Linked DNA regions of Homo sapiens: region 1 is linked to region 2. Evidence: chromatin contacts called from ENCODE Hi-C or POLR2A ChIA-PET data. All regions are on one chromosome and are shown on one strand. Each heading gives the region's core, a stretch centred on a gene start or an enhancer-like site at or near the end of the contact. The rest is flanking DNA. Distances are from core to core; before and after follow the strand shown. Region 1 overlaps LOC105376387 (a long non-coding RNA gene). Region 2 has its middle 110 kb from the start of LINC00702.

Region 1 (4,379 bases), core at 1,120-3,619, 2.8 Mb before region 2:
CTAGTTTTTTTTTGGAGAATATAAATTACTGTGGTCAGTAATCAAAAGCCAATGGACAGTGTTTCTCTTGAGTGGCTGTATTACCAATCATGCTTTATTTTTATTCTCCTTCCTTCCTTCCATAGGGGAGGAAAGACTTTTTCTCTCTCCTGTTAGGTTCTGTGGTTGGTCCTGAGAATTAAATAGACAAAAGACAGGTTAATAGGAGGGAAAGCATACAAATGTTATTTGATACTAATGTGTTTATGTGTATATGGGGCCTTTCATATGTAAGAAATGAGAATTCAAAGAGGTGAAAAGGCACAAGAACCTATATATCATTTTAACAGATAATAATAAATTATGGAGACATGGACAGTCAAGGGAGAAAGGGGTTTGGGTTTGGGGAGGCAAACCATGGGACAGTTACTAAGAAATACATAGGGAAAATTAATGGAAGGCAAATATAATTTTAGTAGGCTTGTTTGTATGGATTCATCTCAGCTTCGACTCCCCATCTCTGACAAAAATTCTCTCCTCTTCCTGGCACCTGGGGGGTACTTTTCTTACAGAAAATTTATGCCCCACTTTTATATACATAGAAAGTGGGGAGACAGCTCTTCCTGGATCTGCTATTTCTCAATCATCTTCAGCTCTAAATAATCTTCCTGGATCTGCTGTTTCTTGATCATCTACAGCTCAAAATAATCAATGTCCCAAAATAATATATTTTGGGGTGGCATACTATGACCCCTTTCACGTGTTTTCTTCTCATCTTTTTCTTCCTTTCTTTCATTCTTGTCCTTCTTTCATCTTTTTTCTCTTTTCTTTTTTCTATTTTTTGTAGCCTCTGGTTGTTTTTACATCACATTTTAACTAAATAAAGCAATAAAACTGTTTCTTCTGATTGTTTTTGCAGCAAGTATTCATCACATTTATAACTAAATAAGACACTAAAATGATTTCCATCTTGAAGAAAAAAGTGCTTCAAAATAAACACAATGATACCTTAAAATTGAACCACAATTTCTACCTGTTTCTCTTCCAATTGTTTGTTGAGGTTTCTGATGAGAATCGCTGGGTTGGCTTGGCAGAGAGACAGATCCTGAAGCATCTATTTCTGTTTTCTGCTTCTGTTTTGGCTCGAATTCTGGGTCTACCAGTAGTCTAAATGACCTCCACTTCCTCACTTTGACTCTACATACGTCTGACTGGCTGTGTTTGAGCCTGCCATACAAACAGAGGTGTGCAGTTCTCTTTAAACACCACTGTTCCATATATTTTCTTTCATACGATATTGAGTTAGACTCAGCAACCACCCCAATTATTCTGCCAGTTTTTCTTTATTATGCTTGACAACTACTTGGTGAGAGAATGGATTTTTCTTTGTGAAGTCAGCACACAGCCGCCGGTTGATTCTCTGAGAGAACAAGATATTTCACGAGTAACTGGATAAATGGGCCAACCTGACAGGACAGCAGGCCCTTGCCTCCAACAGTGCAAGAGAGCCTCTGTCAAGAGACCATGGCATTCCTCCCGTTTGGGAACTGATGACAGGATGGCTACAGTAAGCTGCAGCCAGATATTCTGCTAAGGAAACGAATAAGCAGAGAGATGAATATTTTGTATGCTTCCCATGTGTTCAGCTCTATCAGGCAGTCTCTCACACTTTATCTAATACATCTTCTCTGCTCTTCTTGACATAAAATTATCTTAAATTTTTACATGCAGAAAACTTATATATAAGGAACTAAAAAAATTAATCTGTTTAAAAGTTATACAGTGCGCAAGTGAGAAGCCAGATTTCAAAGAGAAACCAAACCTCTTGGAAACTTTGAAGGCCGACAGCATGGAGGTGGTTTGAGTGGACCCCAAACGGATGTGAACTGCCTCCTGACACTGGCCCAGTAAATGACTGGTTGTGGTGTACTGAGATAAACACTTTTAATTATTTTAAATATGAAGTAAAATCTAGAAAAAAATGTCCAGCAGAAAAAAAAAAAAAAAAAAACAACAACCAGCTCTTCTGGTTGTCATGGAGATAAGCCATTTAGCACTGCAAAGCCTTCCATGGGGAAGCAACGGCAATGGAGATTTCCAACTCCCAAGAACCGCATTCAAGGAGAGTTTCAACTTCCACTTGTCTTCCGAGGTCTGTTGTCTCTGAAAAAAAAATTTGTTGGGGAGGTAGGTATTTAAACTCATTTCCTGGGATAGAAAATCTAAGTAGCACATGCATATCCACAGAGCTTTGTTTCAGGACCCATAATGGGAACAAGTTTCCATTTCCTGTGAGGTGTGTACATAGTGTGTGTGTGTGTGTGTGTGTGTGTGTGTGTGTGTGTGTTAGAGAGAGAGAGAGCACCAATGAGCTCTCTAGAAACCATCGGAAGTGCCAGCTTGTAGAAGTAAACATAAAGCCCAGGCAAAGGACGAAAGAGAAAAAATTAGTTTGTCTCTAAAAGGAAACAGCCTTTAGATAGGAATGCATGTGAATCAGAAGAAACATGAAACTCTCATTCCTGGCTATACCATCTGCCCCACTTGTGAGGCACCGGCTAATTGTTGAGACACTGCTAGTGAAAATTGTGCAGGTTCACAGACTCTTAGGCAGCTGCTGTTTAGGGAAGTGTGGCGGCCGAGGGCCGACCTGGACTTCCGTTCTGGGAACTGGGGCTTCTCAGGAGAGTGGGTTTAGGGTAGCTGTGGCATGGAGGGTCCACAAGTTTCAGAAAATAGTGCCAGAGTGAAGTTACACTGGAGAAGAAGAGGTGGTCATACTACGGCATTCATTGCAAGGATGGAGACAAGGAGGTGAAGGCAGGCGGAGGCCCAGGTGCCAACTGATAGAGACAGGAGTACAGAGAAGACATGAGGGAGGATGGATAGAAGACAGAGTGGCTGAGGTTCCCTGCTGTGCTGAAGTTTTCAACGCAGTGCCTAAGCCTTAGCCCTTGGGTGGTGGGGAACAAGTCAAGCACACAAGGGGAATTAGAGAAGACCCACGCCTCCTTCTCTAGACGTGGAGGCAGGGAGTCAGGGAGGGCACATGGTTCATGTGGGTGCACACAGGAAATGAGAGAACGGAAACCACAAGTCAAGGGGCTTGCTGTCTTCTTGTCTGTTTGGATAAAAATAGAGCTACTGACTCAGCAGACAGTTTTCAACCTACCTTCAAGGCTCCCTGCTATAATTTTTTATTTCATTTCTTAATTTAAATTAGTTGATCACAGAAAAAGGCAGGTGATTTAAGCAGACCATATACTTCATTTAAGTCAAGGAACCATCATTGACACACCTAGCATTGTTGCATGCATATTCGTTGAAAATTCATCCATGAACTAACCATCATGATTAGGTACTGGTGATGGACAACTAAAATGATGGTAACTAAGTTAATGTACATTCCATATGTTATTCATTTCCAACATTTTTGATAAAGTAAGGAAATGGATAAGAGGGATACATTTTCAAGTCTGATAATGAAATAGATGTGCAAAACTGACAGTGGGACATATGTGGTTTTCAGAAGGAAAATGTTCATGAAAAAAGAGCTTCTCCATGATGGTCAAATGACAGGAAAGAAGCTGCATGCAGATGAGAAGAACTAGCACAAAGGGGAGTGTGAGAAGATGGGATAGCGGAAGCAGAGGTTGCATCAAACACTCGGAAGAGATCTTCTTATGAACATGACTATATCCATCAGTGTTTTCTCCTTCTTCTCCTAAAGAAGCAAGCAGACAAACAAACAAAAAACTAGAAGAATTTCCTAAGTCCTGCAAATTCAACTGTCCATGAAATTTAGAAATCAGATGATATGCTGACTTCAAAATACCTGTAGGGACTTTCAAAAGCCCCAAATAAGGCAGAAGCAGATGGAAGGAAGAGCAGTAGGAAAGAGTAGGAAAAATCAGAAGCTCAGAGAGTAATGAGTGGACTCATAAGAAGGAAAATTCAGGAAGATCCATAAAAATGCAAAAACTGATAGTCTGGTAGTACAAGAGCTATATTTCTCATTTGCAACAGTGGATATCTTGTGCCAGGACAAGGAAAGCTGGTGGTAGAAGTCACGATGGCCCCAGAAATGGAAATCCAGTCTCACACAGAAGAGCAATATTCACAGTGAGCATTCTGTTTCTGTGGCAGTGAAGGAATAAGCCCTTTGCTGTGAAGCCAGGACTGCCCTGCTTTGTCTCTGCCTATAGGACTAGTCTGCCAATAGCTGGGTCATAAAAAACCAAGTTTTTAATGATAAACAGTAAGAAAATTTATTGTGAATAAATATGTGGAAAAGATCTGCAAAGCTTTCCAACTGATACGGATTATTCTCCTAAAAACAGTGCCACTGAGCAAAGATGAACTGCAACCAAACATTTTGCCAGATTTTAAGGAGCATAATG
Region 2 (3,977 bases), core at 208-2,707:
ATGAGTACCCAATAAAGGTATTTGTCTTTATTGATCACTTGAAAACATTTAACTCACTTCTGTCCACCTGGTCTCAAAATTTAGCACACCACTCTAACTGATATGCCATGAAGACTGGTCACAGACAAAAGTGGGACTGTGTTTTGTTGATTTCCAAAGCCATTCGCCAGGAGCGCGGCCCCAGGAGCATTTTTCTCATCATGTGAATGCCACCGTTGTCAATCCACTCCATCCACAGGCAGACAGCAGCACAGCCAAGGTCAGGTGCAATGTGAGGGGGTCCCCACAGGGGTGATATCTACACATGACCGGACCTTTCATTAGAGGAATGAAGAAATTAGAAGACACTCAAAACTTAGAAGGACTTAGAAGTAATTTTATTGAGGCTGAAACAAAAATATCCTACAATTCTAAAAACAGTAAACTAGATGACATATTTTTCTGTTGCTTTTGAACAGAAAATGGGCTACTGTGTCAAAGAAAGTACAAGATTATTAGTGTCACCAAAACACAGAAGTGGAGAAGCATTTATCATTATTGGGTGTGTGCGTGTTGGTGAAGTTTGTGTGCACGTGTGTCTGTCTCACACAATCTGCATGTGTCTGTGTTGGTGTGTCTCTGTGTATGCCTGTGTCTCTGTGTATCTGCTTGTGCCTGTGTTGGTGTGTCTGTGTGTGTGTGTGCCTGTGTCTCTGTGTATCTCCTTGTATCTGTGTTGGTGTCTGTGCGTGTGTGTGTGTGTCTCTGTATCTGCTTGTGTCTATGTTGGTGTGTGTATATGTGCCTGTGTCTCTGTGTGTCTGTGTTGGTGTGTGTCTATGTGTGTGTGTCTGTGTCTCTGCATCTGCTTGTGTCTGTGTTGGTGTGTGTGTGTGTGTCTGTGTCTCTGTGCATCTCCTTGTGTGTGTGTGTGTGTCTGTGTCTGTGTTTCTGCTTGTGTCTGTGTTGGTGTATGTCTGTGTCTGTGCCTCTGTCTCTATCTCCATGTGTGTCTGCGAGTGTGTCTGTGTGTCCTCTATCTCTGTGTTGTCTCGCTGTATATGTCTGTGAGTGTGTGTGTGTCATCTGTATCTCTGTGTTGTCTCGCTGTGTGTGTCTGTGAGTGTCTGTGTTAGTGGGTGTGCTCAATTTGATACAAGTCATTTTATTTTGTGAAGATGTAAGTACTTCACTTTTCCTTTCCCAGTATCTGCAAATTTCAACTGAGATCTAATTTTATTGCTCAAAGTGAAACTGTTCTGACTAATATCTGATGCTTGATGTTAGCTATTCTCATTCTTGGAATTATTTAAAATTCCACTGAAAGTACAAACTTAAACTGAGATTTTTTTTTTTTTTTTTTTTTTTTTTTGAGGAACTCAAACATGCAGAATTGAGATCTGAAATCTGCTGGCTGGTGCAGATTATAGCCTAAGATAGGAAGTTGGGGTTTTGGTTGCTTTAATGGAGAGGAAATGACTCATGTCAATGCTAGTATGTAATAAAGCTCCTAAATTTAGCTTTCCTTTTAGTGTAAAACCTAATATTGATATAGTAATGTGAAACTTTATTTTACTAAACTACAATTTTCTTGCTGCCTCTTCCATCTGCCAGTCAATTATTACATCTTTCATTAAGATCATGTTAAGACATATTTAGTGTACATAAAAATGTCTTGAAAATCCCAGTTGACTTCACAGTACACGCTAACTTTGGAAGCGTTGTGCAACCAACTAAGTCCAAACAAAGGGCCCTGTGTCTATTTGAATTTTGAGACAAAACACAAAGTTCTCGGGGATTAGTATCATGATTAAATATATCCCTTGACACTTACAGAAAGTGTATATATGTTTACAGACAAAAGGTGTTTCAAAAGTAGAATTACTGTTATCGTTCCCATTTCTTATTGTTATTATTTGCCAGGATGTCATAAGGTACAGTAATAGGGGATGAAAACAAATCTTCGTGTAAAAATCATAACTTTGTACTCTTACTGGAAACTGGGGGAAAAAATGAAAGAGTCCAGGTAGGGATTTATAGAGAGAGCATTTACAAATTCTTTATGGATTTTCACTAAATGTTTACTAACTGCTCTGGACACGTATGCTGAGGTCTCTTCACAACAGTGCACCTGAGAAACACAAAGATTAAGAAAATAAGAGACCATTTTTATGTCAGAGCTTTTTTGCTCTTTGTAGTAATTTAGACGACCCAACCACAACCACAGGAGACTCCAGCAGGAACTACGTAGAATGAGGCAAAGGTGCTCTCTCTTTGAGGAAGGAAGGAAGGGGTTGGTTTTATGCCTCATGGGGTCTTATTACACAATAGACTCACACATGGTCTGCAAGTTTGGGGGAAAAGCTATACATATTTAAGAGGAGAGTGGAACGCATGTGCAATGGGTGAATGTGTATGTAACATACATCCCGTGTTCACTTTGGGGCAGGGTTTCAGCATTAAAATGAGGTGGGATTAGCCCTTTATGTCAACAGATGAACTGCAGGAAACAAAAACAGTTTGTGCACAGCCTCTATAAGCTGCTGAAGCTGCCTTCAAGTCTGCCATTGTTTATCAGAAAAGAATGTTTGTAAAGCTATCAGAATGGTAGTGGTCTGGGTTGCAAATCAGAGCTTTGAGGGGTCTGATAGCAACCATTGTGAGGGAGCTTAGCGAGTGTGGTTTGTTTTGTACCTGTGTAAATTTGGAAATTTGCCACACCAGCCAGGCTCTGAACCTTTGAGACATAGGTAACTCCGTTCCCTTTAGCTTAGGGTCCATGTTTGTCGATATAGGGGTGTCTATTTCGATCTCTCATATCACAGACATGATGATATTGTGGCAGCTGTACCACATCCCTGCCACAGAAGCAGCTGTTCTATCAAGACAAGGACCTGCCATCCCTGCCGCTGCATTGGTTAGAATAAGTCAGTCACAGGTCTCACCACTCTAGAGGAGGCCACCACTCTAGGATGGGATTCCTGCGGTCGCTTCTCAGCGTCTCTCACCATCTAGACAGCACAAGTCATAGGGGCATGGAGCCCCCGATCGCAGGTCTGCAACTGAATTTTGCCCGTAGATCATTTAGTGGGAGAGTCAAAGTGCCAAAATAAACATTGTGTTACACGCAGATTCCACAATATTTATTTTTTGACTCATAATCCATTTCTTTCCTTATCGAATGATCATTATCTCATTGTAATTAACAGTTGCCAATGCTCCCACTTGTACTTTTTTTTTTCCTTGTGAAGAAAACCATCCCATAAATAGCAAGTGCAAAGTGGTAGTGCCACAGTGGAGTTACTGTTTTTTCCCCCTTCTTGTACATGAAGAAAATTTTACATCTGTAGTTGATGCCTTTACTGGCTTCTCAATTAGTGGAAACAAATTTGTCATTGCAGACAGTAGCTCCAGTGACTTGTGGCTAATGGATTCACCCTTTGAGCAGAACTTTATGATCCAAAACAGCCTATCCCACACTTGTGTTTTTCAAGCTATTGATAGGTGCACCTTGAGTGAAGGGGATGGAGGTGGGAGAGGGAGAGATGTCAGAATCAAAAAACATTGTGAAATCTTGAGATTTTGTTTGTTTTTTTTTTAAGTTAAAAAGATTTCTCAACACTTTACACTGATGTGTTTTGTGAAATGTTCAGAGGTGGATATTGCTTTCCGTATAGATTGTTCAACAAAATTTGAGGCCATTATTTTGGACTAAACTCCTGCGATCGCAACAGACCAGACAAATCATAGTGGGGTCACCCAGGCTTACCAAACCCAAACCCAAACTGAGCAGTTCTCTGCCCTCTGAGGAACCAGGAGAGAGATAGCCTAACTTCCTGAACAGGACAGGTTTAGTCTTCAATGGGCAGGATAATGAAGTTCCCTGTGTTTAAATCCTTAATCTGAAGTCACATCATGTGAACTCATCAGTTTTTCTATTGTTTCTTCTTTCTGGCCCCAGTTGTTACAGGAAAGCGATTCTGATCCAGACCCCAAGA

What was found. Hi-C counts contacts between places; a loop is a spot of excess contacts on that map. ChIA-PET counts read pairs that join two places held with the same protein, here RNA polymerase II (POLR2A). Pooled maps may share reads with other maps.
Region 1: a loop to region 2 is called in a pooled map, with 14 times the contacts of the local background. The contact joins two enhancer-like sites. A Hi-C loop is called at or near these places in 2 of 37 single-sample maps with no recorded cell type and 2 of 50 pooled maps. POLR2A ChIA-PET finds 5 or more read pairs at or near these places in 1 of 52 experiments (activated naive CD8-positive, alpha-beta T cell).

What each region holds. Positions count from the first base shown.
Region 1 is chr10:6,926,386-6,930,764 of GRCh38, reverse strand. All of the region lies in intron 3 of LOC105376387 (a long non-coding RNA gene), which reads left to right. Among named protein-coding and RNA genes, the nearest start is that of LINC00707, 150 kb to the right of the region's middle. RefSeq lists enhancers at 2,630-2,719, 2,451-2,870. Within about 2 kb of position 2,369, at least 13 of the 41 ENCODE cell types and tissues checked have a DNase peak (open chromatin) inside an H3K27ac peak, as active enhancers do.
Region 2 is chr10:4,129,196-4,133,172 of GRCh38, reverse strand. No RefSeq gene overlaps it. Among named protein-coding and RNA genes, the nearest start is that of LINC00702, 110 kb to the left of the region's middle. Within about 2 kb of position 1,457, at least 8 of the 41 ENCODE cell types and tissues checked have a DNase peak (open chromatin) inside an H3K27ac peak, as active enhancers do.